2 separate regions of the Homo sapiens genome follow, and region 2 is linked to region 1. Evidence: chromatin loops called from intact Hi-C (ENCODE). Cell type or tissue: IMR-90. All regions are shown on one strand. Links, peaks and the distances in the headings refer to the core of each region. The heading gives the core; the rest is flanking DNA. Region 1 holds the start of SLFNL1 (schlafen like 1). Region 2 holds the start of LOC105378678 (a long non-coding RNA gene).

Evidence for each region. A loop is a pair of places that touch in the nucleus more often than their neighbours do. Peaks named below come from ENCODE experiments on the same cell type or tissue, not always from the same donor. Only the 100,000 strongest peaks of a DNase experiment are listed, where the experiment ranks them.
Region 2: a loop joins it to region 1, with 7 times the contacts of the local background. A loop is called at or near these places in 4 of 110 quality-filtered maps.

Annotation. Positions count from the first base shown.
Region 1 is chr1:41,018,990-41,034,235 of GRCh38, reverse strand. It overlaps SLFNL1 (schlafen like 1), which reads left to right and starts at 12,511. Exons shown (of 6, transcript NM_144990.4): 1 at 12,511-12,613; 2 at 13,366-13,372; 3 at 13,458-14,010. The coding sequence starts at 13,576. It overlaps SCMH1 (Scm polycomb group protein homolog 1), which reads left to right. Exons shown (of 16, transcript NM_001394311.1): 14 at 188-253; 15 at 5,510-5,652; 16 at 5,917-7,034. The coding sequence ends at 6,042. SLFNL1-AS1 (SLFNL1 antisense RNA 1) reads right to left here. Exons shown (of 4, transcript NR_037868.1): 2 at 5,524-5,703. RefSeq lists a silencer at 1,793-1,993 and an enhancer at 6,453-7,371. In IMR-90, for the core only: CTCF peaks have their summits at 10,790 (motif pointing left) and 12,116; no DNase peak of the experiment used is centred there.
Region 2 is chr1:41,425,773-41,441,018 of GRCh38, reverse strand. LOC105378678 (a long non-coding RNA gene) reads right to left here and starts at 14,638. Exons shown (of 6, transcript XR_007066029.1): 1 at 12,731-14,638; 2 at 7,718-12,341. RefSeq lists enhancers at 6,068-6,852, 6,951-7,582, 8,270-8,379 and a silencer at 12,927-13,117. In IMR-90, for the core only: a CTCF peak has its summit at 8,109 (motif pointing right); a DNase peak (open chromatin) is centred at 7,888; H3K27me3 peaks cover 2,826 bases.

The DNA of each region.
Region 1 (15,246 bases), core at 6,263-14,262:
GAGCAGGGCAGCAAAATGGAATCTAAAGGGCTCTCAAGTAGAGAGGCAGAGCTGAGCGCTGATTCTAGCCTCGGCTCCCTTGCTTTGAGACTTGAGTCAGTCATCTCACCTCTCAGGTCTTCCTCATATGCAGAATGTTCCTCATGTGCAAACTGGAGATGGTGACACCAACCTGGTCTTTCCACAGGAGTGTTAAAAGGATCAAATGAAAGAAGGGATATGGAATCATTTTGGAAACTAAATCGTTCCCCAGGTATGAGGGGAGTTACTGTTATTTTTATCTTCCCCAAGGCCCTGTTTCTGAGAAGAGTACTTTGTGATAGGCTGCCCTCCTGGCACTGGCCTCAGATGGTACTGTTGTTCCCTAAGCATCTCCAATTTTCCTTGGAAACCCACCATGAGTCTGTCTGCCAGGTCATTGTATAAATCTCTTTACAGCCTGATGGTCTTCATAAGGCTATGAAAAGATTCATTCGGCTGGCCCTAGAATTATTTGTCTTAAAGAATTTGGATGTTGAGTCTGTTTCCTCTCTTACTGCATTAACCAGGATGATTAGGCATGAGCTTGTTAGTTGGCCTCTTGTGGATGTGCCTCAACTGCCTTAGTCATGCTCAGACTGAGACAACAAGCCCTCCTTGAAGAGTAAGTGCCAGCCGTACACATTGAGGGGCGATGGGGAGAGCTTTGCCATAGGCTGTCTGCAGAGGGAATAGGAAAAGACAGGGCAAGTCACTTCCTCTCTCTTTTCACCCCTCCCCTCTGAACTAAAGATGGTGATAACGCCTCCTTCAAGGGCTATTTTAAAGGTCAAATGAGTTGACAATGGTGGGGGTTCTTTATAGAATATTGTTGATATATCAGGTCACCTTTTTACCACTGCCACCCTGGTAGTTCATGCCACAGTGGTCTCTTGCCTGGCTTATCATAATGGCCTCCTTTTTTTTTTTTTAATAGTGTCTCTCACTGTGTCACCCAGGCTGGAGTACAGTGGCTCAATCATGGCTCATTGCAACCTCAGCCTCCTGGGCTCAAGCGATCTTCCTCTCAAGCTACCTTCCAAGTAGTTGGGACTGCAGGCATGCACCACCACACCTAGCTAATTTTTTGCAGAGACAGAGTTTCACCATGTTGCCCAGGCTGGTCTCAAATTCCTGGGCTCAAGCAGTCTGCCTGCCTCAGCCTCCCAGAGTGCTGGGATTATAGGCATGAGCCACTGTGCCTGGCCTAATAGCCTCTGTCTTTTTTTTTTTTTTTTTGAGACAGAGTCTCACTCTGTCGCCCAGGCTGGAATGCAGTGGCGCAATCTCGGCTCACTGCAACCTCCGCCTCTTGGGTTCAAGCAATTCTCCTGCCTCAGCCTCCCGAGTAGCTGGGATTACAGGTGCCTGCCACTACGCCCTGCTAATTTTTTGTATTTTTAGTAGAGACGGGGTTTCACCATGTTGGCCAGGCTGGCCTTGAACTCCTGACCTCGTGATTTGCCCACCTCGGCCTCCCAAAGTGCTGCGATTACAGGCATGATCCACCATGCCTGGCCAGTAGCCTCCTTCTTAACTGGCCTCTCCATGTCCCCCTGAAGTCTGTTACCAACATAGACAATGAGAGTGATCCTTCTTATTGCAAGTTGGTTCATGTAACTCCTGTGCTCAAAACCTACCTATTTCACTCAGAAAAGCCAGTGGTTTTCCATGGTGTACAGGGTCCTCTGTTATCTTCACTGCCACTTCCCTCCTCTTCCTCAACACACACATCCATGCCTCTTAGTGTTATTTCACACCACTTTCTCCCTCATTCACTTTGTTCTGATACATTGGCCTTCCTGCTAAATCCTACATGTGCTATTTGCTCTTCTGCCTCAAGGTCTTTGCTCAAATTTCATCATTTCGGAGACATCTCTCCTAATCACCATATAAATTAGCAACTTCCTACCACCTGCCCTCATGGAGTTTATATTCTAATGGGAGTAGGCTGACAGACAAGCATATAAATATATAGTAGTATTAAATATGTGGGTCGTCTTAGTCCATTTGGGCTGCTCTAACAAAGTACCATGAACTGGGTGGCTTATAAACAGTAATTTATTTCTCACAGTCCTGAAGACTGGGAAGTCCAAGATCAAGGCACCAGCAGATTTGGTGTCTGATGAGGACCCACTTCCTGGTTCATAGACAGCCATCTTCTCACTGTAACCTCGCACAGCCAAAGGGGCAAGGGAGCTCTCTGCACCGTGTTTGATGAGAGTACTAATCTCATTCATGAGGGCTCTGCCCAGAGGTCCTACCTCCTAATATATATTATCATGTGGGTAGGGAGGGGTAGGATTTCAACATGGGAATGTTGAGGGGATACATATTCAGTCAGTAGCATGTGTGTATTTATATATACTATCATATATATGTGTGTATAATATCATGTATGTATGTATATATGGTATCTAGCCTCTGATTAGAGGAATTATCTAAGGTGGTCCAAGAAAGACACATTCTTGCATATACACTCTCTCCCCATATCTTCTCTCTGTTCTCCAGAGCCTCTCTGCACTTGGTTTCTCTCTTAGCATCACAGTAGACTTTTAAGACAGGGAGAAGTGACTGGCTCACAGAGCCCCCTCCAACTTTCCATCTGTTAACACCTCCAAAAAGCCACTGGGATTTCTGTGACTCTAAGCAGCCCCTGCTGGCTCTAGCATACCTCTCCCCAGTGCCCAACTATAAGCTTGAAAAGACAATATGCTAGAATCTCTGCTCCAAAAGGGGCTGGACTAGGCCAGGCCAGACAAAGTGTACTTTGACTTTTTAGGCCCGGGACCCAGAATGAAGGCAAATGGGAGGAGATTCTTAGCCTTTGCCGGAGAGAGTTAAATATTAGGCCCTTTTACTTTAACAGGTGTGTGTGTGTGGTGGCGGTGGGGGAGGGGGGTGGTTGTTTGTTTATTGTTTGTTTTTGAGACAGGATCTTACTCTGTCACCCAGGCTGGAGTGCAGTGGTATGATCATAGCTCACTGTTAACCTTGAATTCCTGGACTAAAGCCATCCTCACACCTCAGCTTCCTGAGTAGCTGGGACTATTGGTGCATACCACCACACCCAGCTGATTTTTTTACTTGTTTTGTAGAGACAGGGTCTCGCAATGTTGCCCAGGCTGGTCTCAAACTCCCGGCCTCAAGCGATCCTCCTGCCTTGGCCACCCAAAGTGCTGGGATTACAGCGTGAGCCACTGCACTCAGTGTACAGGTGTGTGTTAGCTCTGCCACTTGATAGTTTGCAACAAGGCACCTCTGGATGCTGTAGATACAGACGTGAGCAAGGCAAGGACCCTGCCTCAATAGAGACATAGTCTGGTTGGAGAGAAAGAAAAATATACAAGTAACTATTATCTGTGATCATTATTTATCTAACAGATGTGTTCGAACATCTACTGTGGCAGACCAGGCACTCTTTTATGTGTCAGCAACATAGCAAGGAACAAGAGAGAGCTTATATTGTATAGGGAGGAGACAGATAAGAAACATAAAATAAATGAGTCCATGAAATTATTTTAGGTAACGATATGTACTGTGTGGGGGTAGGGGGAAACTAGGGTAATTGGATTGTAGAGAACTGTGCGGGGAATTGAGCATTTTTACTAGGAGATCAGGGAAGGCCTCTCTGTGGAATCAATATTTGAGGTAAGAACCAAATGTTGAGAAGGAGTCAGGCATGAAAAGATTTGGGAAAAGAACATTCCAGACCCAGGAAATTGCATGTCAGAGGATAAATGCTTGACTTATTCAAGAAGCAGAAAGAAGGCTAGTGTGTTTGAAGCACGGCGAGTAAGGGGTAAGTTGCGGGCAGGGGCTGCAGAGTGAAATGAGGCCGAAGGTAGGAAGGCTGAGCTGATGGAGTACCTCATAGATGCTGGCAAGCACAGGAAGGAGTTCAGATTTCATTTCATATGCAAAGGGAGGCCACTGCATTGAGTTTTTAGAAGGGGTTGACATGGTTCAATTACTGCTCTTTTTGTTTTTGTTTTTGTTTTTTTTGAGACAGGGTCTCGCTCTGTCACCCAGGCTGGACTGCAATGGCGCTCACAGCTCACTGCAGCCTGGAACTCCTGGGATCAAATGATCTCCTGCCTCAGCCTTCTGAGTAGCTAGGACTGCAAGCATGTGCCACCATACCAGCTAATTTTTAAAAATTTTTTGTAGAGATGGGGTTCTTGCTTTGTTGCCCAAGCTGGTCTTGAACTCCTGGGCTCAAGCAATCCTCCCATGTCAGCATCCCAAAGTGCTGGGATTATAGGCATGAGCCATGATGCCCATCCTAATTATTGCTTTTTAAAGGTTCCTTTACTGCTTCATGGAGAATAGAGATTACTAGCATGGTGTGATGGGGGAAAATGGTACAGAATGATCTGTAACCAAGAATATACTAAATACTTTGTGAGACCATTTATTTCAGTATTTGACCAGAAAAGTTTCATAAAGGAACTGATCCTTGAAGCCGAGACCTGCTTAGTTAAGTTGAAGTTTGCCCAAAGAAAATTAAAAATTGAAGGGAGAGAAGGGGACAGATTCCAAGCAGAGAGAATAAAACATGTAAAAGATCTCTGACAGATGATAGTCAAAATACAGAGATCCCAAATCCCACAGGGGAAACAGGAGGCGTTATATCTGAGTCAAAATTGAGATGAAAGCTCCAAGCAAAACACTAAATTAACATTGAGATTCCTGGCAGCCAAAGCAAAAACTTTTGTGGCTGGGCGCGGTGGTTCACGCCTGTAATCCCAGCACTTTGGGAGGCCACGGCAGGCAGATCACTTGAGGTCAGGAATTCAAGACCAGCCAGGCCAACATGGTGAAACCCCGTCTCTACTAATAATACAAAAATTACTGCATGCCTGTAATCCCAACTACTCAGGAGGCTGAGGCAGGACAATTGCTTGAACCTGGGAGGCAGAAGTTGCAGTGAGCTGAGATGGCGCCACTGCACTCCAGCCCCTGGGTGACAGAGCGAGACTCCATCTCAAAGAAACCAAAAAACCAGCTTCTGCCTTAGTGTATCAGGCTGTAATGAGGTCACCTATTCTCCAGGCCTTGGAAAAGAATCCAGGGTATTTTTTGCCCACGTGCCAAGGATTTGTCTCTAATCTTACCAGGCTACCAGTCTCTCTAGAAATGGTCCCCCAGAGCCAAGGCAAAAACAGCCCCACTCACCAGGCCCCCCAGACACCCAAATAGTCCCCTTACCATGTTGGTACCACTGTCTCAGGTTTGGGCTGAATCATAGCCTCAATGCAAAATTTCTTCTGGCCATTTCCAAAAATCAGATCTACCCTTAAAAAACAAAGATTTGGCTTTCCCTTTGTGAAGAAATGCTTCCCTCCCCCAGCTATCTCCAGTTCCTCAGCTCATCGTCTGGCACTACTGTGAGCATCACCTAGAAGGCCACTGAGATGTGCCAAGGAGAGTGGTGGGGATTTACAAACCAGTCCCCGCCCTTTATGGTAGGTGCCCTCCTGTCCTGCAGGGTCGGACCGATACCTGGAGAGCCGCGATGCCTCTCGACTGAGTGGCCGGGACCCCTCCTCATGGACAGTCGAGGATGTGATGCAGTTTGTCCGGGAAGCTGATCCTCAGCTTGGACCCCACGCTGACCTGTTTCGCAAACACGTAGGTGCTGCTGCCTGACCTCTCAGTAGGAACCTGTGTGGAGAGCCTCACCTGGTGGGGACAATACGAGATGTTTGGGGAGGAGGGATGCTTAGAGACAAAGGCTGAGGAGAACAGGTAGGCTTCAGCATCACAGCAGGTGAACTGGACTCCATGTGGCGGGCACTTCCCAGGATGGCCTATAATCAGAACCTGGGGTGGTCAGACCAACCAGGACTCTGATGGTGCCTCCCTTCCACTTCTGCCCACCTCCCCACCCCCCAGGAGATCGATGGCAAGGCCCTGCTGCTGCTGCGCAGTGACATGATGATGAAGTACATGGGCCTGAAGCTGGGGCCTGCACTCAAGCTCTCCTACCACATTGACCGGCTGAAGCAGGGCAAGTTCTGAACCAGGAGAGGCAGCCTAGACAACCAAGTGGCAGCAGGTGGGGGCATTCTTCTAGGAATGAGGGGCATCAGCCCACCCCAGGCACCTCAGTGGGGTTCCGGGCCACCTCAGGACTCCAAGAGGCTGTGTGGAGCCACCACTCCTAGCCACAGCTGCCATGATAAGTCCTTCCATGAAGGACTGAGGAGGGAGAGTGGGGGTCCAGGGCTGGTGCTGCTCTTCCCTCAGCTCTGCCGGGGCTCTAAGGTCCCTCTATTTATTTCTCAACCCTGGCTGGCCTCTCACCAGGAGTTTAGGCTGAATGCCTTCCACGTGATGGAGGAAAAGGCCAACTCTGTCCTGGTCTTGCTGTGGCACCCCATCGCCCCACAGCTCGTACCTTCTCACCAGATTCCCCTGAATCCAAACTCGTGGTGCAAACCTCTACCTTTTTTACAAAAAGATCTTATTGTTAATTTATTGTTTCTGGCACTTGGGCAAACCCTGTAGTTAATACTCCTCCCACACTAGACACTGGGTTTCAGGAGGAGGGAGACTGCCCTGCTTTGGTCCCAGAGAGGCCCTCTGCAGATAGGCGTGGCCCCTCTTCAGAGGACACTACCCTAGGGCACTTTCTCTTTGAGGTGGAGAGACCCATAAAGCCTTGACCACATCACTCCATATGGGGAGGAGAAGGATCCCTGTCACCTTCTCCTCTCTTCACGGGGCCCTTTTGCAGCCCTAGGCCTCATCTGTGGGAAGGGAGTCCCTGGCTTATACTGCCCCCACCACAGCTCCTTGCCCTGGCCAGAACTGCTGTCGAAGAAAATCAGGCCGGAAGGCCAAGAAGGCGCTAAGGGGGATGGGAGGGCAGGTTTTCCAGGCTGGAGTCGGTTCCACCCACTCGCCTGTCCACAGGCTTCCTTGTAAGCAAGTCAGCAGCACAGCTACTCACGCTGCCATCTGGACTTATTTTATGTCAATCTGTTTATAAATAAAAACCAATATAGATACCAGTGTCTTTTTAATCAGTTAACAGCCAAATCACTACGCATTCATTGGACCAGTCATTCCCCTTCTCTTGGTCTTAGTTTTCTCATACATAAAACGAGGCCGAGCACGCTGGCTCATGCCTGTAATCCCAGCACTTTGGGACGCCAAGGTGGGAGGATCTCTTGAGCTCAGGAGTTTGAGACCAGCCTGGGCAACATGGTGAAACCCCAGCTCTACAAAAAAAAAATACAAAAATTAGCCTGCTGTGGTGGCGCACACCTGTAGTCCCAGCTGCTTGGGGAGCTGAGGTGAGGGGATGGCTTGAGCCTAGGAGATCGAGGCTGCAGTGAGCCGTGTTCGCACCACTGTACTCCAGCCTAGGTGACAATTTGAGACCCTGTCTCAAATAAATAAAATGGAGAGCTTGGAAAAAATGATTCCTAAGCGTCCTTCTAATTCCAGCAGTCCCTAAAGAACAGGTGGTCTTCCGAATGTCCACCAGAGCCCCAGCATCACACAGGCCCCTTGGAAAGTCAGTATGTGAATCCAGTCTCCACCCTCAAAGGGCTTTGCTCTGGTGCAGCTAGACAGTAGTAAGCACAGCAGCTATGCAAAGCCAGAGCAGGAGGGAGCAATCTTACATCAGCAACTCCTAGGAGCCTCAGTGGCTGGGCATATCCTCACCCATATAGGGTGGGGAAAGATGCAGGCCAGCACAGCCAGGTCAGGCCTGCACTGTACCCCTTGTGCTGACCAGGGGCCAGGCACACAACTCCAGGGCCACACGTCGTGTTTATAATTGGAGTATAGGGTTTGCAGGAGGAAGAGAAGGCATAGGGGAGCAGCAGGTCAGTGCAGTATAACCTGATAATAACCACCACCAACACTTATATCACTGTGTGCCACATGAGCTGCTTACATGAATTAGAACTATCTCACTTACTCTTCACAACAAACCCATTTTATGGATAAGGAAACTTAAGCTCAGGTCACACAGGCAGGAAGTGCCAAAGCAGACATTTGACTGCAAGGCTGAGGTTCTAGCCAGCCCACCTATGTGCCAGGAAGCTTTGGGTGGGTCATTTCCTTTCTTTGGGCCCATCTGGCTATGGGGTATTTGCATGAGGAGACTTGTGAAGGCCCTTCAAGCTTTCACCAGTGACAAGTTCCAATATCATAACTTACTTAGAATATATTTTCTACTTGGCCACTGTGAGGTTCTAACCATGGTCACTGTGAAACAGTCAGGGTCAAGGCTGCCAAACAAGTTGAGGCCCTCATTTTCTACCAACTCCTTGACACTGGGGTTTTTTTTTTTTTTTTGACAGTGTCTCTGTCGCCCAGGCTGGAGTGCAGTGGCACGATCTCGGCTCCCTGCAACCTCCGCCTCCCGAGTTCAAGTGATTCTCATGCCTCAGCCTCCCAAGTAGCTGCGACTACAGGCACACGCCACCATGCCTGGCTAATTTTTTGTAGTTTTAGTAGAGTTTCACCATCTTGGCCAGGCTGGTCTCGAACTCCTGACCTCAAGTGATCCGCCTGCCTTGGCCTCGCAAAGTGCTGGGATTACAGGCCTGAGCCACCGCACCCGGCCAACACTGGGATCTTGTAGACTGTGCTGTTCATTCAGGGTATTCCCAATGAGCACCTTGCTGAACCCTAACAACAAACTTCTAGATGTGACCCTCAAGACACAGGGACTAAAGGTGACACTGGCATATGTAGGCAGGCCAGACATGCTGCAAAGCTGGGCACCCACCCCACCTTACCCTCTTCGCCAAGAGTATGTAACTTCCTACTGAGCATTGTTGTGAGAACTCATTGTGCTGAGTTGTTTTTCTACACTATCCCACTGAAACCTCACAACAGTCCTATAGTATAACTACTGTTTCCCTATCTTACAGGTGCTTAGAGAGGTTAATTCCATAGCTGTTAAGGGGTACATGTCCTGCTGCCTGCAACTCTCTCCCGTGGGCCTTTGTCTCAGATCCAGCTACCATTCAGACTCCAGACCCCTGCAGGCTACACTGGGCATGTCATTAACTTTGAAGACTGTCAAACAGAAATGGCCTGGCTGCAGGGCAGCGGGAAGCAGCCCTCTTCAGGGGAGGAGGGCAGTCCTCACAGAGCCTCTGGTCATCAGGAGTTATTCTCCTTGGTTGCCCAGGTGACAGCTCAGGTACAAGGGAATGAGACACATCAGGGAGAAGGGGGTTGGTTCACTGTGGCTTAGAGGCATCATTCCCCAAAGGAGCTCATATCTCTTTGAACAACTCAATAGGCATAGCTTTCAGGGACCCCATAAGCCACATACCCAATTGAGTCATTCCACATAGGACGCCCAACCTTATGGCTTTTTAACAAGTGTTTATAGTTCACACAGAAAACTCCAAGTGCTGATAATTTACAATTAGGAATCATGCTTACCATAAGTAATGTTGCACTGAAACAGCTAACATACTTTTATCTGGTTTCCAGACAAAAAGAACTAGAAAGGTAACCAAATGTCAAGTTCTGCAGGAAAGGAGAGGATGATTCACGCTGCCATAACCTCTGGGGTCAAAATTAAATGTTGTTTAAGAAAGAAAAAAACCCCTCAACTTTGGAAATTGTTTCAAAAGCCAAAAGCCTTCTAATAGTGACCCAGAATCATTAAAAGCACTCGAACGGGCCTCAGACCCAGTGCACACATGCTGCAGTGTTGGAGAGGCCACTCCGTGAACCCCAGCAGTCCAGTAGCCCACCAGGTGGAAAGGCACAGGTGCCAGAGGTCTCATGGCATCAGCTTCATGTGCTCACCCTCAATGGGGGGACAGGGAGATGACACTGACTTTGTGCTGAGCTCAGGAGGGAAACACCAAACACTTTGGGAGGTAACAGAGATCTAGGCCCCACCTAAGGCCGAATCCATGGGAGTGTGGGGCATTTTTCTGGAACACTCCGCCCTCCCCAGCCGTGGCTCCACCCTGCCTGCTGGCCGTGGACTGCATTGTCCAGACACTCTTTGTGGGGGTCTTATGGGACTCCTTAAGATTGATCCCTGAGGTGTAGCAATGGTGGGCCAAATGGACACTGTTCCGGCCCTCACACTGGTGCCACACTCCCTCGTTGGCAAGAGCCTGAAGGTGAATCATCCCTCCTTCTTTACCACCAAAACAAAAAGTGTGGGAAACCTTGAGAAGAGGGTCCCAACACTTCTCCCCTCAGCAGCCCTCAGCTTTTTGCAGCCTCTTTACCTAAGTACCCTGAGTCACTGGACATGGTCTTGCCACCACATTCCGTCAGGGCAGAGCCACAGCTTCCAGCCTTCAGCCCAGAGGCAGTCACAGCCAAGCATCAGAACTGCGGCTCTGTGCCTACAGTGCCAAAGCCACTGCAGGTGCTCACAGAGGCTGGCAGCCCACAGTACCCAGGGCACAGACACTAGGCTGGAGCCACTCAAGTCAGAGATACTCTGCAGTAACTGGGGCTGGGCCCTGTCAGAGCCAGGTGGGGATCTACAGGCTGGAGGCAGCACGCTAGGGGAGGGCTTGAGACCAAGGGAGGCTGGAGTGATGTGGGTCCCAGGACCTGGAAAGCTATGTTTGTAACTCTGCTCCCCAGAGTTCGCTCTTCTTGATCATCCTTGTTCTCTCCTGCACCTGGCTGGGCTCATTCCTCTTCCCTATCCCTCTGCCCCTTGACTGGCCTTCCTGGGCAAACAGCAGATTGTGAAGTGGGAGCTGTGGGGAAGAGGGGATGGCATGCCTGCTGTGGGTTCAGGGATTGTGGCCATGTGGGCCACCCAGTGGACACTGTCCAGATAACATGAAAAGAGGCCATCCACAGCGGCTCAGCTCTCTGCCCCTCATCTTTGGGCCCCACCTCACATTCATAAAGAGGCTTAAATTCTAGGGTTTTTTCCTTCAGTTCAAGATGAGGTTTGTCAGTGAGGTCACAGACATCCAGCAAGAGGGTTAACGGGGCTGCTTATCCCCCCACTGGGAACCCACCACTCCAAGCTGCCTGCAGAGCACCTATACTTTCTAATACTATTACCTAATACTAGAGAGCCAGAGACACCGTAAATAACCTTGTTATCTTATATTTATGTATTTAAAAGATGGTTCATAAATGTGTTTAGTGCTTACCATGAAAGACAATTTTTACCCCCATCTCCAAAAAGAAGTAGAACTGATTCAGCTCACAGAAGGCTGTTAAAGGCGCCAGAGAAATATGTGATGCAGTGGCTTAAAGAGACTGCCAGGAAGAGTGGGGAAAGTTGCTGCACTCAAGTCAATTTGGGAAATTTCATGCAGAACAGCCACCCAATAGCAAGGCCTCTAGGTAAGTAGGGAGAACGCCTCTGGTCATGTTCAGGTGTTTCGTCTGTCAAGGTGCTTCTCCCGGACAGCTATTTCTGCACAGTTCAACACGACTTGAGTTGGCCATCTCAAAACAGCTATAGCCTCAGTTGCTGTGAGGGCACCTCATGGATGACAGAGGCAAGAAAGGCTTGAGGGAGAGGGGGTGAGGCAGGGGGAGCTTGGAGCCGTCATTCTCTAACCCTAAGAGCTGTGGACACAAAGCCGAGCCCAACCTGGCTGCTGCCCGGGCGGGCAAGGAGAGGGCACCGAATGCACTCTCCCCAGAGCCTCGCACTGCCACCAGTTGAGGCCTGCGCCCCTCTCTTCCCCGCACACCATAGCCTCTTTTCTTGAGTGCTCTACCCAAACTACTGCCTCACCCCCTAGGAAACAAACATTTGGTAACATCTTCAGAAAGGCTGCTTTCAAGGAAGGCAGCTTCTCTACGCTGTCAAACAGCTTTCTTAGTTGAAGCATCTAACTGTGGCACCATCCTTACTGCCCCCAATTGGGGCTTCCAGAAGCAGTGTGGGCAAGCGCTGCCAGCCTTCTGCAGAATGATGAGCACTGGTCAGTCCTGTGCTGATAAAGACTGTGTGTCACCCACGTCTTGGTTTCTCCAACAGCAGGTAACAACCTCATCTTCCCAAAGAGATAGATAGCTACGCCTGACCTATTTTTCAGGGCTCTTCTGGACAGCAGCCTCTGTCTCCAGCACAGAGAAGGGCCTGGCGTCAGGGGGAGCCCTGGAGCCTACCATGTGCCTCCTGCTCCATCTTGGGAGCAGCTGGGCCCTGTCAGTACTCAGTAGAGCCTGGGATTGGTGACTGACTAAAGAGGGAGGTGGAGGCTTTAGGCAGCAGCGCTGAAAGAGGTGGCAAGAGGTGACCTGCATGGGAACTGGGGCCTGAAGAGACATCACTAAGTGGGGAAGTGTGTCCCACAGCCAAGCTGCATGGTGGGTGGGCCGCTGGGTCTGCTTCCAGTGTGTGGTGGGACCCACAGGGAGCTGAGTTTTCCTGTTTGATTTCCCGCACCCAGCCTGCCTGTGGCTGGCCAAGAAGGCATTGTTGAACCTCATGAGATCACAGAGGTAGCTGTGCAGGCCCCGCCCACTTCCTATAACCCTGGTTCTGGCCGTCCCTGTGCCAAGCCTCCAAGTTCCCTGAGAGCTACCGGCCAGGGGTCGGGAGGCTATGGGAGCTCAGGGCAGGCACCTCCCATGCTCCCGCGGGAGCCACCAGGACATGAAGGTCATAGGCCTCTCCTCTCCTCCTCTTCCTGTTTGACCTGAATGCCCCCAGGCCAACTGCCTCAAGGATTCCATTTGAGAAGATGCAGGCTGGGTGTGTGGGGAGCAGTAGAGGGGCTGGTGTGTGCACATATGTGCACAGCTCAGGACAGAGGCTCCCTGGACTTGGGGCGGGGGCACTAGGGCCCCAACTCTAACCCTCGTTCTGCCCTGTTGACCTCTGCTCTCTGGACCAAAAATGGAGGACTCAGTCTAGACTAGTTCTTAGGGTCTAGGAGCCACCTTAAGTTATGTTTATATGCAAAGGCCATTTTTCTGAGAGGCCATAGCTTTCATCAGTGTGCCAAAAAGCGTGAGATCCTCTGCTCTAAAAGCCTCTGCCCCAGCGCTGCCTAGTTTCAGAGCCCCCGATGGCCTCACATGGGGTTTTAGAGCAGGCAGAGAAGCTGCAATGGGGCCACCAGCCAGTCCTCAGAGTCCTGGGTTAAGGCCTCCTCTCCAGGAGGCCCTGTGTAAAGGTTTTCTCTGTTGCCTGGAGGCAGGAGTGAACTGGTAGGCAGGAAACCCTGAGGGTACCTAGGAGGCCCCTAGCCTGTGGGTTGGGGAGGGAAGACAGGACCCCTGGGGCCACTGAAATGGTGGAGCTCTCAGAGACCTGAGTTCTGGTCCCTTCTGCCACTTTTTGGGCAGATCCCGTCTTCCCACAGGCCCTGTGTCTTGCTCAGTCCACGTGACTCTGCTTTCTCATCCTAGGCCTCAGGTGGGTGGCAGGCCCTTTCCTGCTTGCCCTCTGCCCTCCCTCTCTCTGGCCCTGCCCAGTCTCTGCCAATCTGTGTACCTCCCAGGAGCCGGGACACTCCCTGAGTCCTCTGGGAGCCCTTAAGCCACACTGAGAACACAGACCCTGGGAGAAGCAGCCAGCAGTGAGGAATCCTGGAACCCCTTCCCAGGGAGAGCCTTCCCATGACCCCCATGAAGAGATCAGTGCAAACACAGGTGTCAGAGCCCTTCATGGAGTCCTGGGGTGAGGAGTCCCTGCCGGAGCTACCCGCAGAGCAGTCCCTGACGGAGTACTCTGACCTCGAGGAGGCTCCCTCGGCGCACACTCTCTATGTGGGCCATCTGAACCCCCAGTTCTCAGTGCCGGTGCTTGCCTGCCTGCTGCGAGACACCCTGGAGCGGCTGGAGATGCCGGTGGCGCGGGAGCACATTGAAGTGGTGAGGCGGCCGCGGAAGGCCTATGCACTGGTGCAGGTGACTGTCCACAGGGACACCCTGGCCTCCCTCCCCTGGCGCCTGCAGACGGCCCTGGAGGAGCACCTAATCCTCAAGGAGCTGGCAGCCCGTGGGAAGGACCTGCTATTGAGTGAGGCCCAAGGGCCCTTCAGCCACAGAGAGGTAAGTGGGACTTTTCCCAAGCAAGCTCCAAAGCCTCACCCCAAGGGAGAGCCTCTGAGTGGGAGTGGCCTGCAGAGTGGGGATGGAGGGGTGTCTCTGGGGAAGCAGGGACAAATCTGCAAACTTGGGGGCTGCCACTCAAATGACCATGGCTTGCGGCTGGTACTGCCAGCTTTCTCTGGGAAAAACAGTTTGCCTCAAGCTCAAGCCCGACGTTTGTGTGAAGAAAGGCCACGAGGGGACCTCCTCTCCTTAGGTCCTTTTACATTCCAGCCTCTGGGCCTGGGAGACCCTAGAAGACACAGGGGCCCCGATTTTCTCCTTGGCCCAACTCATTTGTTCAATTGACAAACATGAACACCCCCTCTGTGCCAAGAGTAAGGCAGGGATGAGAGGCCCAGCCAGGCCCCCAGGAAGCCCTGCATCTGTGGCCAGAGCTGGACAGCCACCCACCGAGCTGCAAGGTGGCTGCGCTCAGAGCTGTGAGAGAAGACAGGAAGGTTTGCCCTGCTCTCTGGGGACAGATTAACAGGGGAAGTGAAATCCAGGCCGGGACTTAGGGAGTTGGACAGGCACTTGCAAGGGAGGACATTCCAGGCAAGGGACACAGAATATGCAGAGGAACCTGGGGGCTTAGAGGGAGTGTCATGTCTGCAGAAGGGCAAACCATTTGGTGTCCCTGGAGCTCCCACTAAAGGCTGCAGGGGGTGCTAAGGAAGGAAGTTGGGCCAGAAGGTAGGGTAGGGGCCAGGTCACCAAGGCTATCATCCAAGGCAAGGCTGAACTGCTGGCTTTATTGGGTGGGACATGGGACGTTAGGATAGGTCACTCCATGAGACAGGTGATTTTGGTTTCTTTTGGTGTGAAAATGATGGTGTTTAAACTGTTGCAGAACTAAAAGGCTCTGTGGCTTACATTTCAACTCAATTTCACATTTGTATGAAGTTTATCCTGTTTCTAAGACTGATAAATTCATCTTCTCTGGGGAGCTGCAGGGCTGGTAGGGAGGTGCCTCAGTCTCCTCACCCCAACCCACGCTCATGAAAGAATTGTGAGGAGTAACAATCTGCCTTGAAGTTAGCGTCACTAAGGAGGGTTGGCTGGGCGCGGTGGCTCACGCTTGTAATCCCAGCACTTTGGGAGGCTGAGGCGGGCAGATCACGAGGTCAGGAGATCGAGACCATGGTGAAACCCCGTCTCTACTAAAAATACAAAAAAATTAGCCGGGCGTGGTGG
Region 2 (15,246 bases), core at 3,822-11,821, 410 kb before region 1:
ATTACAACAGTTTCCATACTGTTACTCTCTGCTCCCACTAAGCATGGGAAAGCTGATTTCCTCTTAGGAGTCAAAGTCAATAACCCCAGCCAAATCATAACTCCTTTTCTCTGCTTGTTCACTCAGCAACATAAGGAGTTTTAAATGACCAGCTGGCATTCTCAACTTCCAATTCAGTGGAAGCTGAATTGGAATTCAACTTACATCCCCTAGTAGAAGTGCTCCTTCCTTGGGTACTAGCCCTTCTAAGCCCCAAGTTTCAGGAGTGATTGGGTGGAACTGTGAGAGGCACCACCCTGCTTCTGCTTCCTGGCTCCCCTGGCCATGGATCTAGCTTTGTTAAGAGTGTCTATGGCATCCTGTAAAATGGCACTGCAGCTTCACAGTGGTTTGTATTCTTCCATCTGCTTCTGGAATTGATTCGTCATTAGGTCATTCTGTAATTCTATTGGTCCAGCTGTTTCTGGGCAATGGGGCACCTAGTATGACCAATGGATCTAATTGGCTTCAGTCCACTGATGTACTTCTCTCTGTGTAAAATAAATTTCTTGGCCCAAAGCAATGTTGTAGGCGACACCCTGACAGTGGAGAAGGAATTTGGTGAGTCTGCAGATGATGCTGCTGGAAGAATTATGGATTATGGCAGGCAGGGAAAGCGAATCCAAATCCAGAATAAGTGATTATGCCAGTGAGGACAGATCCCAGTCCCCTTCCAGGAAGAAAGGAGTCTGATGTCATCCATCCACCACCAGTGACATTGTTGGCCAACTTGTTTATTGAGTCCATTGAGCAAATACTGGGGTGCCTGAGAAAAGAGGCTAATTGGCATCCACAAAGTGGGTCACATCTTGTCCATCTGTTCATTAAGATCCTTCCAGGGTTGTTAGGAGCGTCTGGTGAGTGCTCTCATGGGATGTAAGTATGCGTATGATGCTGGATCCATTCTAAGAGTCCAACCACATGCCTCTTCCAAGCTTCCTTTTTACCTATCCTTCAGTCTTGTCTCTTCCAAGTCCCTGTTCATCTGTCCAAATCATTAGCCACTTACCATGAATCACTGCAGAACTTAGGCCTTCTGCTCTTCCAGATCAAGAGAGTAAAATATAACACTCAAAGTACTACCCAGTGTGAGGATTTCCCTACTCTGTCCTTCAGGGATACTCTAAATGGGGTTATAATATCACAAGGTCTTGCTTCCAGCTGGTGCCAGCATACCATGCAGAGTCCTTTGTAAACCAGGCTCAGAATTTTTTCTCTTCGATAAGTTGGCTATAGGGCATTTCTGTGAGCACAAATGTAGGCTGAGAAAGCCACAGCATGCTGGAAGAGTGAACCACTTGCTCATGCAATGTACCTGTGCTTTCAGGATGTGCCCAGGGCCAGACCCATTTATACCATTTCCACTTGAGAGAGGGGCGTTGCTGGGCATGCTCAGTTTAATGGCTAGGTGGGTCAGACGACATAGCGGGTAGCTTGGATTAAATGGTTACCTTGTAGTCTATGGTCAGATGCTTAGCCTCTGACAGTGCCAAGGGGCAAGCCAGGAACTGTTTCTCAAAAGGTGAATGGTTATTTGCCAAAGAAGCCATGGCCTTGCTCCAAAAATGAAGGGCCTTTACTGCGGTTCTCCTATCTTGCCTTGCCAAAGGCTCCGTGCAGCATCACAGTCTGCCACAGACTCTTCGAGCACCATTGAATCTAATGGATCCTAAGGACTTGGTTTGGAGTCTTAGCCAGCTCTGACCCCATTCAAAGCAAGACACTTTTGATTGCTCAGGAAATAGTTTGAAGTAGCAGACACATATGTGGTATATGTTGCCTCTAAAATCTAGAATAGCCCACCCAGTGATATGCCTTTTAGTGGTCGGGGATGCAAAGTTCAACAACCTTCATTTATTTGTTCCTCGTTTTGAAGGGAATATTCTGAATTTCCTAAGACATTATGTCCACAAACTTAACTGAGACCCCTGTATTTTCACAGGCTGTTCCTCCCTCATTCTGGAAAACAATTGTATTTCAAGGTACCTGCTGTTTTATGATCTCTAGGACCTATCAGCATGACATCACCAGTGTACTGCACCAGTGTGATGCCTATAAAAAGATGAAATGATCAAGGTCCCCATGAACTAACTTATGGCATAGAGTTGGAGAGTTGACTCAGCCCTGAGGCAAGATGGCAGGTGTGCTGTTGTTTGTCCCTGCCATGAGAAAATAAAGTAGTTCTGATGTTCTCTGGTGATCAGGATATAGGAGGGAAAATAGTTTCTGGGTGTCAAATCTACATTAATTTGTTCCAATCATGAGACCGCTTTTGGAACATTGTGGAACTATAATTGGAATCACCACCTGATTAATTATAATCATCCATTTTCATTTTTCAAGACTCATCCAATTTACACGCTGGCCAAACTAGAAAGTTAACTGGAAGCACAATCCCTGCATGTTTCTTTCACAGTCATGTTATCTTTGTGGTTCTGTTTAATATGCATTAGTGCCCTTGACTTACTATTTTGATGTGATTTGGGAACCTATAGTGGCTTTCCCTTGGCCTGTCCTTGCTCTATGGGTCAGGGAACCATGCAGTAAATCTGCCAATCCGGAGAGTATCTATTCTAACTCTGTACTGAGAACCTGGGGAAGTACCCACTGATAGTACTGCTGCCTCTCAGGGAGCAGACTCAGATCAACATTCCATTCAGCATCTGATCCCTGTAAACCCCCACTCTCATTGGTAAATCTCTGGGTAATCTGGGTCTTTAGAAATTAGCATTAATTCAGGGTTAATTTTCAAGAGATCTAGGATCTTCGCCAGTACACTGTTATTCTGAAATATGGCCACAGGTCCTTTTGGAGAGGAACAAGAGAAGGTTTAAGGAACTAAATTATATTATTAGATAGTGTTTCCTCAACGCTGACCACTCCATTCAAGGGATCCAGGTTCCGAATTTTTTTTTTTTTTTTTTTTTTTTTTAGACAGAGTCTCACTCTGTCACCCAGGCTGGAGTACAGTAGCTCAATCACAGTTCACTGTAGCCTCAACCTTCTGGGCTCAGGTGATCCTCCTGCCTCAGCCTCCCAAGTAGCTAGGATTACAGGCACATGCCATCATGCCTGACTAATTTTTATGATTCTATTTTTTTTTGTAGAGATGGGGTCTCCCTACATTGCCCAGGCTGCTCTCAACCTCCTGGGTTCAAGCAATCCTCCCACTTCGGCCTCCCAAACTGTTGGGATTACAGGCACGATCCACTGTGCCCAGCCTGGTACGACATATCGAGTGGGGTGAGGGTCTGACATTTTTTATTGTAATGGCTTATTTTCCATTGATATAAGGGGTTTATTTAACAATGGCAACTACCACCAGCATGCCTAATACACAGAGAACAGCCTTTGGGTGGGGCAGAGGGGTTCAAAGAGGTTGGCACTCCCCTCCTCAATGATAATGTATAAGGTCTTAGACAAGGGAGTAACTTCTGGGGTCTCTTAAGGGTCAGGGTTTGGGATAGGAGGACATCTTTCTCCTGAATTTCTTACATCAAGAAATCTCTCCCAGCTCCTGGGAGTTTTGAATCCAGCATATTGAATCCACAGCTCAGACAGGCTCATTGACATCAAGAAATTAAGGCCACTGGTGCCATAGAACAGAATTGAGGGCAGAAGGAATTCTAGAACTGTGAATTGAAATGTCTGTTTTTAATGGCACCAGACAGCCTAAAGAAAGAAAACAGGGATGAAAAATCCCTAGGTCCTTACCTCAAGGCATGGACCCAAACCCGGGAACTTTCTATGGTTTTCCCCCTTGCAAATGAACACCCTTAGGCAAGGAGTCTTGACTTGAGCTGAAACAGCCCCTTTAAGAGCGGAGAAGGGCCAGCTTGGCCAGCACGGGACACTCTGTAGAGCTTGGAAGTCTGGGTCTCTGAGTGCACCATCCTGTCTGCCCTCATTCTGATTCTCAACTCTCACCTCTTCTGGATTAATTCCTGACATCAGATCTAAAATGATATTCCTTCTGATAAACCATCCGCATGTGGTATGCCCAGGATTTTGCCAAGACAAGTTAGTAAAGTCTTGTAATTCTGTTGGTAAGTAAACTTTCTCCTCCAAAGTTTGTCTTTATAATTGGTCAACAGGAACATGCTGGAATCTGATCTAGTCACAAGCCTGGAAGCACAAGCAGGGAGTGTTGTTTTCTGCCTTGCAAATGAATACCCTTAGGCAAGGAATCTTGACTGGAGCTAGAACAACCCCTTTAAGAGGGGAGAAGGGCCAGCTTGGCCAGCATGGGACACTCTGTAGGGCTTGGAAGTCTGGGTCTCTGAGTGCACCATCCTGTCTACCTCATTCTGATTCTCAACTCTCACCTCTTCTGGATTAATTCCTGATATTTATGTAAAAACCCTGCAAAGTTTGGGAATTCAACTAATATTGTAACTCAGCAACCCACCAGATCAAAGTAGGCATCTGGTGTTTGGTCGTGTCTGCCCTGCCTTGATAGGAGATGAGATTCTTTTTCCAGACCGTAGAAAGTTCTCGAGTTTGGGTCCATGCCTTGGGCTAAGGCTCTAGGGATTTTTCATCGCATTTCCTTTCTTTAAGCTGTCTGGTACCATTAAAAACAGTCCTTGAATTCCTTCTGCCCTTAATTCTGTTCTCTGGCACCAGTGGCCTTTGAAGTCTTGCCTTTGATGGGCACTTCATTTTAGGTGACCACAAGGGGCAAACCTTACCCCAGGACTCAGCACCTGCTGCAAACACTTGGCTGATCTCACCCACCCAGTCTCTCCCCACTGCTTCGATGCTGGGCCCACTGGGTGGGCTGATTGTTCAGGATGAAATCCCTGCTTCCCATCCCGTAGTCCCCACTGTTTCAGGGACCCGGGCTCTTTCTGGCAGGAAAAGTTCCCACCCATCCCAATCTTAGCCTGCTAATCCAGCCTGCAGTATCCTGCACATGAACTGCTGCCTCTCAACCCATCCCTCAGCCAGGATGCCGGCACCCAGCCTCACCCCCAGAAGCCAGAGCTCCAGACCTGGCCCAACGAGGCACCAAGAAACCAATCTTGGCAGGCTTTTAACCCAAAACCCCACAGGAGCCGGCTCTAGGGGACACTGTGTGGGCTGAGGGTGGCAGGGGGCGGCACAGGGCAGGAGATGACAAAGCCAGACACAAGATTCCAGACTAGATAAGCTGCTGGGAATGGGGAGGGGGCCTGGGTGCAGCATTCCTGGGCGGTGACGCCATCTCCCTAGCCATAGAGGGCGGCAGGCAGGAGCCTCTGGTTCCCCCCGGGAGGACTCGTCCTTGCCGCTATCTGATGAGGGAGCTGTCGGTTACAGGAAGACAAGACTATTAACAGGACAACTCTGGAGAGCCAGAAATTAACCCACCACGCCAGAGGCGGGAGGTGCTGGGTGGGGTGGATAATTGAGGGGCCTTGCAATTAAGGCAGCTTCAGGTTGAACCAGCCATTCTCAGAGCTGGGACTGGGATCCTAGTCAGCTGGGGGCCCCAGAGGACTTTGGGAAGGGGAGTTCAGTCCCTGCTCCCCACCATTCCTGCTCACCCGGGCCTCACCTCCCACCCTCCATCCAGCCACACATGGAATTCACACCTTTGCTCATGCTGTTCCTCCCATCTGGAATGCCTTTCCTTCTCCACCTCACTCAGTCCTGCTCTTATTTCAAGACCCTGCACAGGCCCTGTCTTATTCAAGAAATTTTCCTGTACCAATCCGATTGGAAGAGATTGCTCTGATCTTGCACAATACAGCCCCTTGATGTTATGGTGAGAACACAGACTCAGAGAGGGGCAGTGATTTGCCCAGAGTCACACAGCAGAACCAGGGCTAGAACTCAAGACTCCTGAATCCCAGAAATCCCAGACTAAGATTCTTTCCACCACATCGTGAGCTCTCCAACCAATAATCAGCCTGAACATCTTGTGCAAAACTCAGGACATAGAATGAACGCCTCCAGGGGTTCAAGGAGGATATGACCATATTTATCAAGCATCTGTTTCATCCCAAATTCTCTGCAGGGATTGGAGCTGCCAAGGCAAGCAGGCACAGAGGCAACCCTGTTCTCAGGGAGCTTGCGGTCTGTGGGACAGAGAAGACTGCCATAGGGTCACCCAAAGGTTTGTTTAGTAATAACCAAGAAAGGGCCCAAAGAAGAGGCCGCAGACTGCCAGGAGCTTGCAGCAGAGGCATTCAACCCTGCCGGGGGCTCAGGACAAGCCTCTCTAGAGATGCTGTGCCTGGGCTGAGATTTGGAGAGTGAGTAGGTGGCAACCAGGCAATGAGGTGGGATGGGAAAGAACACTCCAGACAGAGGGAAAGGTCAACAAAGGAAGTCCAGGATGGCTGGACCTCCAAGTGAGGGGAAGGCGCCCTGAAATCTAACGGGGTCGTCATAGGGCCCAGATAATGCAGGACCTCCAGCAGAGACATGTGTTCTTCCTCCTAAAAGCACTGAGAAGCCCCTGCAGGATTTTCAGCAAGGAACCACATGTGAGCCTGATAAAGTCATTAGCTGCAGTGTGGGGAAAGGGTTGGAAAGGAGCTAGACGAATGTGGGAACCGCCAACAGGCTCCTGCACCAGTCCAGTGGGCAGTCAAGGAAGGAGGCAGCAGGAGTGTGTGAGGATGGAATCTTCTGGGGCTGTGGGTCTGGGGACTAGGGAAGGAGTTGAGGGAGAGAAAGGAATCAAGGAAACCCCACCTGGGTTTCTGGTCTGTGCAGTGAGTGGAGGGTGGGCAGTTACTAGGGTGGGGTAAGGAGCTGAGGGTGAGATAAGCTGAGTTTGAGCTGCTTTTGAGCTACTGCAGCTCAGAGGAGTTAGGGACCGAGAGGTGAGAGGGCAAGTGTAGATGCAACCCAGACTGTGGTGGGTGTGGGCACGAGGTACCTACTCTGAGTTGCACCTTCTCATGGAGCTCCTTTAACAGGGTGTCATTGCTCCATTTTCCAGAAGATGAAACTGAGGCTCAGACAATGGAAAACAGTTTTCCAGGAGTTTCTTCGATAAGAACTTGGTGAAATCAAGATTGGAACTGGATCTGCCTCCCAACACCCCTACCTACTTTTCCCACCTGAAGCTGACCTTAAGATGCCTCCATGGCCTGAGCTTGACCCAGAGAAACCGAGTCAGAAGCTCCTTATGCAGATGGGGCTGCAGGGAGCTCATTAGCATAGGCACTCAGAGGGAACCACTCCCTTCAAGGAAAGAAAGGCAAGGAAGACAGCCTGGAGGTGAGCAGAGTCCCTGTCCCTGTAGTCAAGGCTACTGACCCCCCCAACCCGTCTGCCCATCGCACAAACATGCACTGATGCCAGCTTTGCACTGGGCCCTCTGCTGGGCCCTTCACACCCAAGAGGGGTGCACTGCTCCCATTGCACAGTTGAGGAAATGAAGGCCAAGAGAGAAGACGGTCACAAAGTGAGTTAGTGTAGAAAAGGACCCAGGAGTTTCTGGCTCCAGAATCTCAGCTTGCCCTCTCCAAGAGCTGCAAGGGGTTCAGTGAGCAGCTGGTGGAGGAGGCAGTGAGGGGCCCTGGGCTGCAGGGGGCAGGGGGCCCAGGGAGTGTAAAAGGACAGGAGGGAGGTGGGTTGGCATCTGAGAGCCTTGTAGCCAGCCTAGGATCCACGATAGCATATCTTTGCCTCTTCCCTGCCCACTCAGGCCCAAGGCAGTATCCAGGCGTCCCATCCCCACCTGGCCTGTTGTGTCCAGTTCTCCTGTCAAGCTTCATCTGGGGCATTATGGCCAGAGCTGGAGCCTCTGGTGCCTTTCTTCAGAAGAGACCTGAACAAAGGGACCTCAGACAGAGCCAGCACTGGCCTTGTTGGGTGGGGAGGGAGCTGACTCATGTGGTCTGTGGAAGGGTGCCAATGCCCAGCCCTCAGCCTGGGGAAGCCAAGCCTGGGAGGGAGTGGACCCTGCTGTGTGAATCTCGGGGGTAGGGTGGGAAGGCCTGGCTGTGCAGAAGTGGCCAGTGCCCTGCAGAACCTGAGGGATGGCACGGAAGGGGCAGGGCTTGGAGAGCCAGATCTGGAGGGAGGGGAACGAACTCCAGGGGACAGGCACAAGGCAGACGTGGTCTGGGCCAGCAGGGGGCGCTGCAGCAGCAGAAATGGCCCCATGGCCAGCAGGGAGCCTGCCGAGCCTGAGGTGAGTCAGAGGTTACTCAGGCTTCATGACCCTGGAGCAGGGCAGAAAAAAGCCACCCACTCCACAGACCCGGCTACTGAGGCACAGCCCTAGCACAGGAGACCCACTGTGGGGTCATGAACAGGCCTGAGTTCTCAAGAACAGACTGAGCTTGAATCCTGGTTGCTCCTCTCTGTGTGACCTTGGGTGAGTGACGGTCAGCCCCGGCCATAACACAGTACTGCAGACTTGGCAGCTCGCAACAGAAACTCATTTCTCCCAGCGGTGGCGGCTGGGCAGCCTGGCGCGGGGCCATTTCTGGAGCGGGCCCTCCTCCTGGCCTGCCCTGTACACTCACATGGAGAGAGCGTTCCGGTCCCTCTTCCTCTTGTTATAAGGCCGCGGTCCTGTGGGATTATGACCTCATTTTACCTTCATTACCTCCTAAAGACCGCGTCCCACATATAGTCACATAGAGGGTTAGAGCTTCCATATATGAATGTGGGGGCAGCAGGGGCACAATTCAGTCCGCAGCAGCAACTCCTTTCCTCCAAAGCTCCAGCTGCCACCTCTGTAGAGTGAAGATCCTCAAGGCGCTTGCCCTGTGGGGTTGCGAGGCATTAACGGGATCGTGCAGGTGAGGCCCAGCCTCTGGCACGGTGTAAGCGTCCATGAGAAACAGGCAAAGTCCTCCCCCAGGAGCAAAGCAGGGGTGCAGGCATCTGGACCAGCTCGGGGATGTCCACGTCTCCTGAGCCACACAGGGCAGGGTAGGGACCTGGCTTATGGCAGAGCGGAGCCTTCGGAGCAGGAGGGGGCTCCAGAGCCAGGAAGGCAGGGAGAACACCAGGAATGGGGCTGGCCCCTTGCCAGATCCGCTCCATTTGACCAGCGGACACTTATCAAGCCCCTGCCTCGTGCCAGGCAATGTCAGGCGCAGAGGTTTCAGGGGAGGAGGCATGCTGGTCCTGCCCTCCAGACCCCGGCAGGGGGCACCTCCCGCTGGTGTGTCCTGGGAGCATCTGTCCTGCATTGAGACCGGCTGAGTATCCCCTGGTGTCAATGACTTCTCTTTCCCTGTCATTCCCAGGAAAGCTCCTTTGCTTCAAACTAACCCCATGAGGTTGGTATTGGTGTCCAGCTACAGAAAATGGAAGGCTCAGAGACGTTAAGTGACTTACCCAAGATCACACAGTAGAAACCGAGTTTATCTGATTCCAGAGCCCATGTTCTTTCCAGTGTACACACTGCCTAGAGCTGACTCACTATTCCTTCTCTATGATGGGCCCATCTAGGACCAGAAGGAGGCTTTGGAAGAACCTTCCACAGTGAGCACTTGGGGGTCCTGATGCCCCCTGAGAAACCTCATGTCCTGGGTTTCTGGCTCTGCTGCAGATTGGATGATCTTGGGAAAGTCTCTTGTACCAAGCCTCAGTTTTCACCTCCCTCGGATGGGGCTAGGAGTTCATCACAAAGCACAGGATAGAGCACACCCCCTTCCCCCTCACTCCTCACCTCTACTTGCTCCATTCCAAAGACCCACCCTCAGGATCAGCCCCCACCCAGGGGCAGGCAGCGGCTGTGCTGAAGGGTCCTCCACCTTCTCACGGGCATGGTCCCATGAAGATTAAGGACACAGGCGCCCAGAGTGAGATGCTCTCTTGATGTGCTGGGCACCCCTGGAGGATTCCTGAAGGCCCTCAGCAGACCAGCTCCAGCTGGGGAGAAACAGCATCTGGGGGCACAAGAGACCCAGGACCAGGGGCTACCCTGGCCTGCTCTGGGCTCCTTCCTTGGTCTCTGGACCTTCGGGGCTCCCCTGGCCACAGGGGACATTGCAGACTTGGCCTGGCTTGGAAAGGGCCCTCAGCCCTGGTACACCCAAATAATAATTAAATTCCCTGGTCAAGCCCATTGGATCAGATGAACTCCCTTCATGTGAATATGGACATCAGCCAGCTGAAATGCCACACCCACTGCCCACCTTTTCCCCAGCCCTTGCGCTGAAGATCCTATAGGGGAAAGCTACTACTTCCACTAAAAACGATTCTGTGCTTTGGAAAATACGTGCAAGAGTTGCAGGCAAAAGAACTGCCAAGACGCCCCACAGCCAAGCCTGAGGTAAGACTGTAAGTGCTTTGGAAAGAATTTCTGGCAACCCAGGTACAACATTTTTAACTGAGATGTCCAGTGTTCCTCAGAGAAGGGCAGCATTAGAAAATTCAACATCTGTCAGCCTCACAGGATCTGGCAGTGGGAGAGCCTGCACCCTGGCCATGGTGGCACACCTGGTTCTTGTCTGCATCCAGAAGCAGTTTCGGTTTTAGTTGCATAAAATAGAGGTCTCTCTATCTCTCTCCCCACTGACCCACTATAAAAGTAATGCTTGTTTAAATAAACTTGGTAAATATGACAATAAGGAAAAAACATAGAAAAGTCCCCAGCTCTGTCTCACCCCAAGCGTCCTCGACATTCGCTGACATCCTTTTGTTCCTTTGCTTACCCCTGTGCTTTAGATGGTGCTCTGTCGTCTCCTGCTCAGTACATGTAAGATTTCATGAGCATTTCCCTTTCATTCTAAGTTCTTTCTCCTCCAAGAGGCTGATCCCATGGCTCACAATCTGAAAATTGTTTCCTGCTATTCTGCACAAAGCTGTGATGCATACCTTTGTGCCAAAAGCTGTTCTCAAATTTTAAAATATTTCCTTCAGATTGCTTTTTCAGAGTGGTATGGCTGATCAGATGGGAGAGGAGTGTGGAAGGTTCTAGATCCAAAGACCCTCTTGAAAGGGTGATTCTTTGCACCTGTGAGAGCCAGAGACGGTCACAGGAAAGATGGCCCCTCAAACCGAGAGCCTTCTACAATTTGTCCTTGAAATGGCCAGAGGACATCCCCAGGGATACTCTCCCTTCTGCTGAGGCCCACAAGGATGGGGACGTCACAAGTGGCCCTAGAAAGAGGACTGGGGCTCCTGACCCTGACAGAGGCTCACAGTTGCTTCATCTCAGAAGCAGCAGCCCCATCGGCTGGGGATTTCTCGTGGGGCTTGAAGTCGGTCATGTGACTGTCATTTTTTTGCCACTGACAAGCTGTGTAACCTTGTGCAAATTACTTAACCTTTCTGAACCCATTTCTACATCTGGAGAATGGCTACAATAATGGCACTGGCTTTCCTTGGGTTGCTGTAAACATTAAGTGGAGTGTTGTTTGCAGCACCCTGAGCCCAGGGTTGGCTACACCACTGCGGTGTCCCACGTAAGCAGTGACGCACGCATTGGAACTGCTGTAATGACTACTTCCACTGCATATTCATTCCACTCTGTCCCAGAGCCTTCCACTGACTTCTCAGTCTTCATTTCTTCAGGGTAAATAGGGCTGAGCATGGTTCCCTCCTCCTAAAGTTGTTGGAACGGAGCCAACACGTGTCAACTGCACAGGCTTCGTGGTAGCTTACTCGGCATGTTGTTGGTATCCTCCAGTGGAGGAACTCGCTACCTTTGGATCAGGCTTCAGGGGCAGCCAAAGCCTGTTTCTGGCTCTACAGAACATGCTGGCTCCAACTTCCACAGAACTCCTCCAGTTCCAAACCCCAAGATCCTGGGGTCGCACAGCACTGAGGTGCAGTCCCAGGTTCATCTCTCCCAGCTGTGTGTCCTTGAACAAGTGCATCAGCCTCTCTGAGGAGCCTCAGGCTCCTCATGTGTAAAGCAGGGGCTTCAATCATGGGGTTGTTAGGAAGAGCAAACAAACTCACGAGGCACACAGGAGATGTTCATTATACATGAATTTCCTTTCCCCTGCAGATCCTGAAGGGATTCTGTGTTTACAGGGGAATGAGAAAGATTTAAGAGAAAAAGCCTAAATTCTGGGCAAAATCAAGATGCCTGCTTGAGCAGTGGGGAATCAGCGTTCTCAGCCCTGCCTGCTTCTATCTCTGAGGCTGCTTGGAAACACTGGTTGAGTCCCGGATTCAGCCCCAGCGCCCGACAGTATGGCCCAGAGGCCTGGTTTTTAGCCGCTTCATGGCTCTTCTGCCTCTATGAAGAGAATGGTGATGGGGATGGGGATGATGTCATTGGGCACACAGTTATTAATGCCTGTGTACCAGGCCCTGTGGAAGGCTCCAGGGTTAGAGATGAGGTCCCCACTCCAGAGACCTTCTGTTCTCATGGTGGCTGGAAATAAAGACTGCAAATTAAGGAAGTAAGATGAGCTAAGCTGAGATGAGCTGGCAAGTGAAGGAAATAAACAGGAGGACGCAACAGAACAAGGGAAGGGCTGACTTCCGCTGGAGAGGACATGTTTGGGCGGAGATTTGATGGAGGAGAAGGGGCCCACCAAGACTAGGGGTGCAAAGGTGCTGGGCGGGGAATCAGGCATGATGTGCACGAGAAACAGCAAAGAAGCCAGGGGCCGGGATGTGGTGACCCAGGCTAGTGGGCAGGAGCCAGATCTCCACCGCTCAGCCTGGAGCACAAAGCAGTGGGGTTTTGATGAAAGGATGAAGTGGGGAAAGACAGCAGGTCTGTTCTGTGTGGCTCATGTGGGCAGCTCCAGAGGGGCAGCTTCCAGCTCACCATAAGGCCAGCCTTCCAGATGGACAGAACCATCTAAAGGTGGAAACGGATTCTTCATAAGGAAGTGAGCTTCCCACAGCCAGAGGCATGCAAGCCGGAGGAACAGATTGCTTGGAAGGGAGCTCCGGGTCGCACTGGGCTGCACACATTCATTCACTTGGTCACTCAGTGGACAGTGGACAGTTGTGGATGCTGCTGTGACCAGCCCTGTGCTGGATGCTGGGGTGACTGAGATGGGTCTGTTGTGCCACTGCTTTTGTGGAGGTCATGGCCCAATGGGGAGGAAACCCTGGGAAGAGGGTGGAAAGGATTTGGGGTCATCAGAAGGGGGACAGAGCAAGCATGAGGGCCACAGAGGAAGGAGTGAGAGGAGGAGGACGGGGAGGCGGGGAGAGAGAGGGAGGAGGGAGCATTTGTGGCTTGAGGGAGCGTCATGGTAGACGGGCACGCACAGGAGATGGGTTCCTGGACTCCCCCACCCCCTGGCTGTGTGACTGGCTGCGCCTGCTCCTCATGTGCTAAATGGGAGCAGGAACCCCAGCTGCATGTCCCTCTTGGAATGCGGCTGGCTGTGGCAGGCAAGGGCTCCGAACTTTTGTTGCTGCTAAAGATTCACAGGAATGTTGGACAACCAACGCACTGTGCCCAGAGCAGAGAACTGGGGCAGCCTCGGAGGGGCCTCGAAGTCCTGCTGGGGACTCTCAAGGATGGCCCGCTAGGAGCTCGGCTTGACCTGAGAAGAACCACCACACGCCCCTTCCTGCCCCGGAGGCCTGAGGATGGGAGATGGGTGAGACAGGACAGTGGGCCTCCTAGCCTGCCTCTTGCTGCTCAGCCCTGGGGAGGGAGGCCCATGCTCGGTGGCATTTCCAGAGCCAGTGGGCACAAGGGTGGGAGCTGGGGGCTGGCACCGATCACAGTTCCAGAGCCAACTGCTCATTAATCCACCTCCCACATTGGCTTCAAAATAACTCATTCAGCCTAGAAGAACTGCTGGCCGCCTGCCAGGGAGGGCCCCAGAGGAGGGGCCCACAGAGCCTTCTCATAGGCGGCCCCCCACACTGCAGGCAGGGACCCCGACAGGAGGACAAGAGATGCCCCTGTTCTGAGGAATGTGCCCCTTCCTCATCATGGGGACTTCCCCCACTATGGCTCTGCCATGGACAGGTGAGGAAACTGAGGCTCCAAGGGGACAAGGATGACCCAGCAAATCAGACGGGGGCTGCTCTGCAGTGGGCATGGAGGAGGGACACTTAGAGAGGCTGAAAAGAGGGGGCAGAGAGAGCGCCTCTTGGGGTTCCATTGGCCTTCTGCCAAGAGGAAGACGCTAGCACCCTGCGATCCAGCCAGAGGGGCCCAAGGCTGAGGTGAGGAGGGACTCCAGGCTTTAGGATGAGGCTGCCTCAAATGCTAGAACAGAGTGCTGGGACCTGAGTTCTGGATTCTGAGGTACACGTCTGTCCACCGGTGGCGGGGGCTTGGGCCACCAAGTCCAGTGCTACAGGCTCCTGTCCCTCAGAGAGCTTGGCCACAGCCAGGCCTCTAATAGAATGGTGGCCATGTCTTCCTCCTCCCACCAGGCCCGGGGACAGCCCGGAAATGGCCGGGGCTCAGGACTTACTGGTCAAGGTAGAGCTCGGGCTGAAGCAGGATGCAGCCACTGCCCTCCAGACCCTTTCTGATTCTTCCCATCAGCTGCCAAGCTGGGGAATAGCCCAGGTGCACTGGGGGAAGTAGGTGTGTATGTGCATGTGTGGGCGTCACTCAGAGAAGGCCACAGAACCCCCAGAAAGCAGGAGCTCTGCCCCACATGTCGGGTACAGGGCTGAACTCACTGCCTTCCCCGTCTGCTCCTCTCTCCCACCTCAGAGAATGAGCCCCCGTCAACTACCCGGGTTCCCACAGCAGACACTTGCTGCCTCCTCCTGCCCACCTCCTACATCCAAACCACCACCCAGTCCTGCCCAAGCCCCTCCCAACTCACATCCAAACCACCACCCAGTCCTGTCCAAGCCCCTCCCAACTCACATCCAAACTACCACCCAGTCCTGCCCAAGCCCCTCCGAACTCACATGCAAACCACCACCCAGTCCTGCCCAAGCCCCTCTGAACTCACATCCAAACCACCACCCAGTCCTGCCCAAGCCCCTCCCAACTCACATCCAAACCACCACCCAGTCCTGCCCAAGCCCCTCCGAACTCACTTCCAAACCACCACCCAGTCCTGCCCAAGCCCCTCCGAACTCTCGGAATCCATCCGCTCCTCACCCCCAGCCCACCAGAATCCAGGCCACCACTATCACCCCTTGGGACTGCTGCCAGGTCCTTGTCATGTTTCCCTGCTCAGCATATCCCCTGCTAGCACACACATACACACACATACACACACATACACCCACACCCACATACGCACACATTTATACACATATACCTACACACATATACACAGACATATACATGTGCATACACAATCTATACACACAGCTATATACATAAACATATAGCTACCTATACAT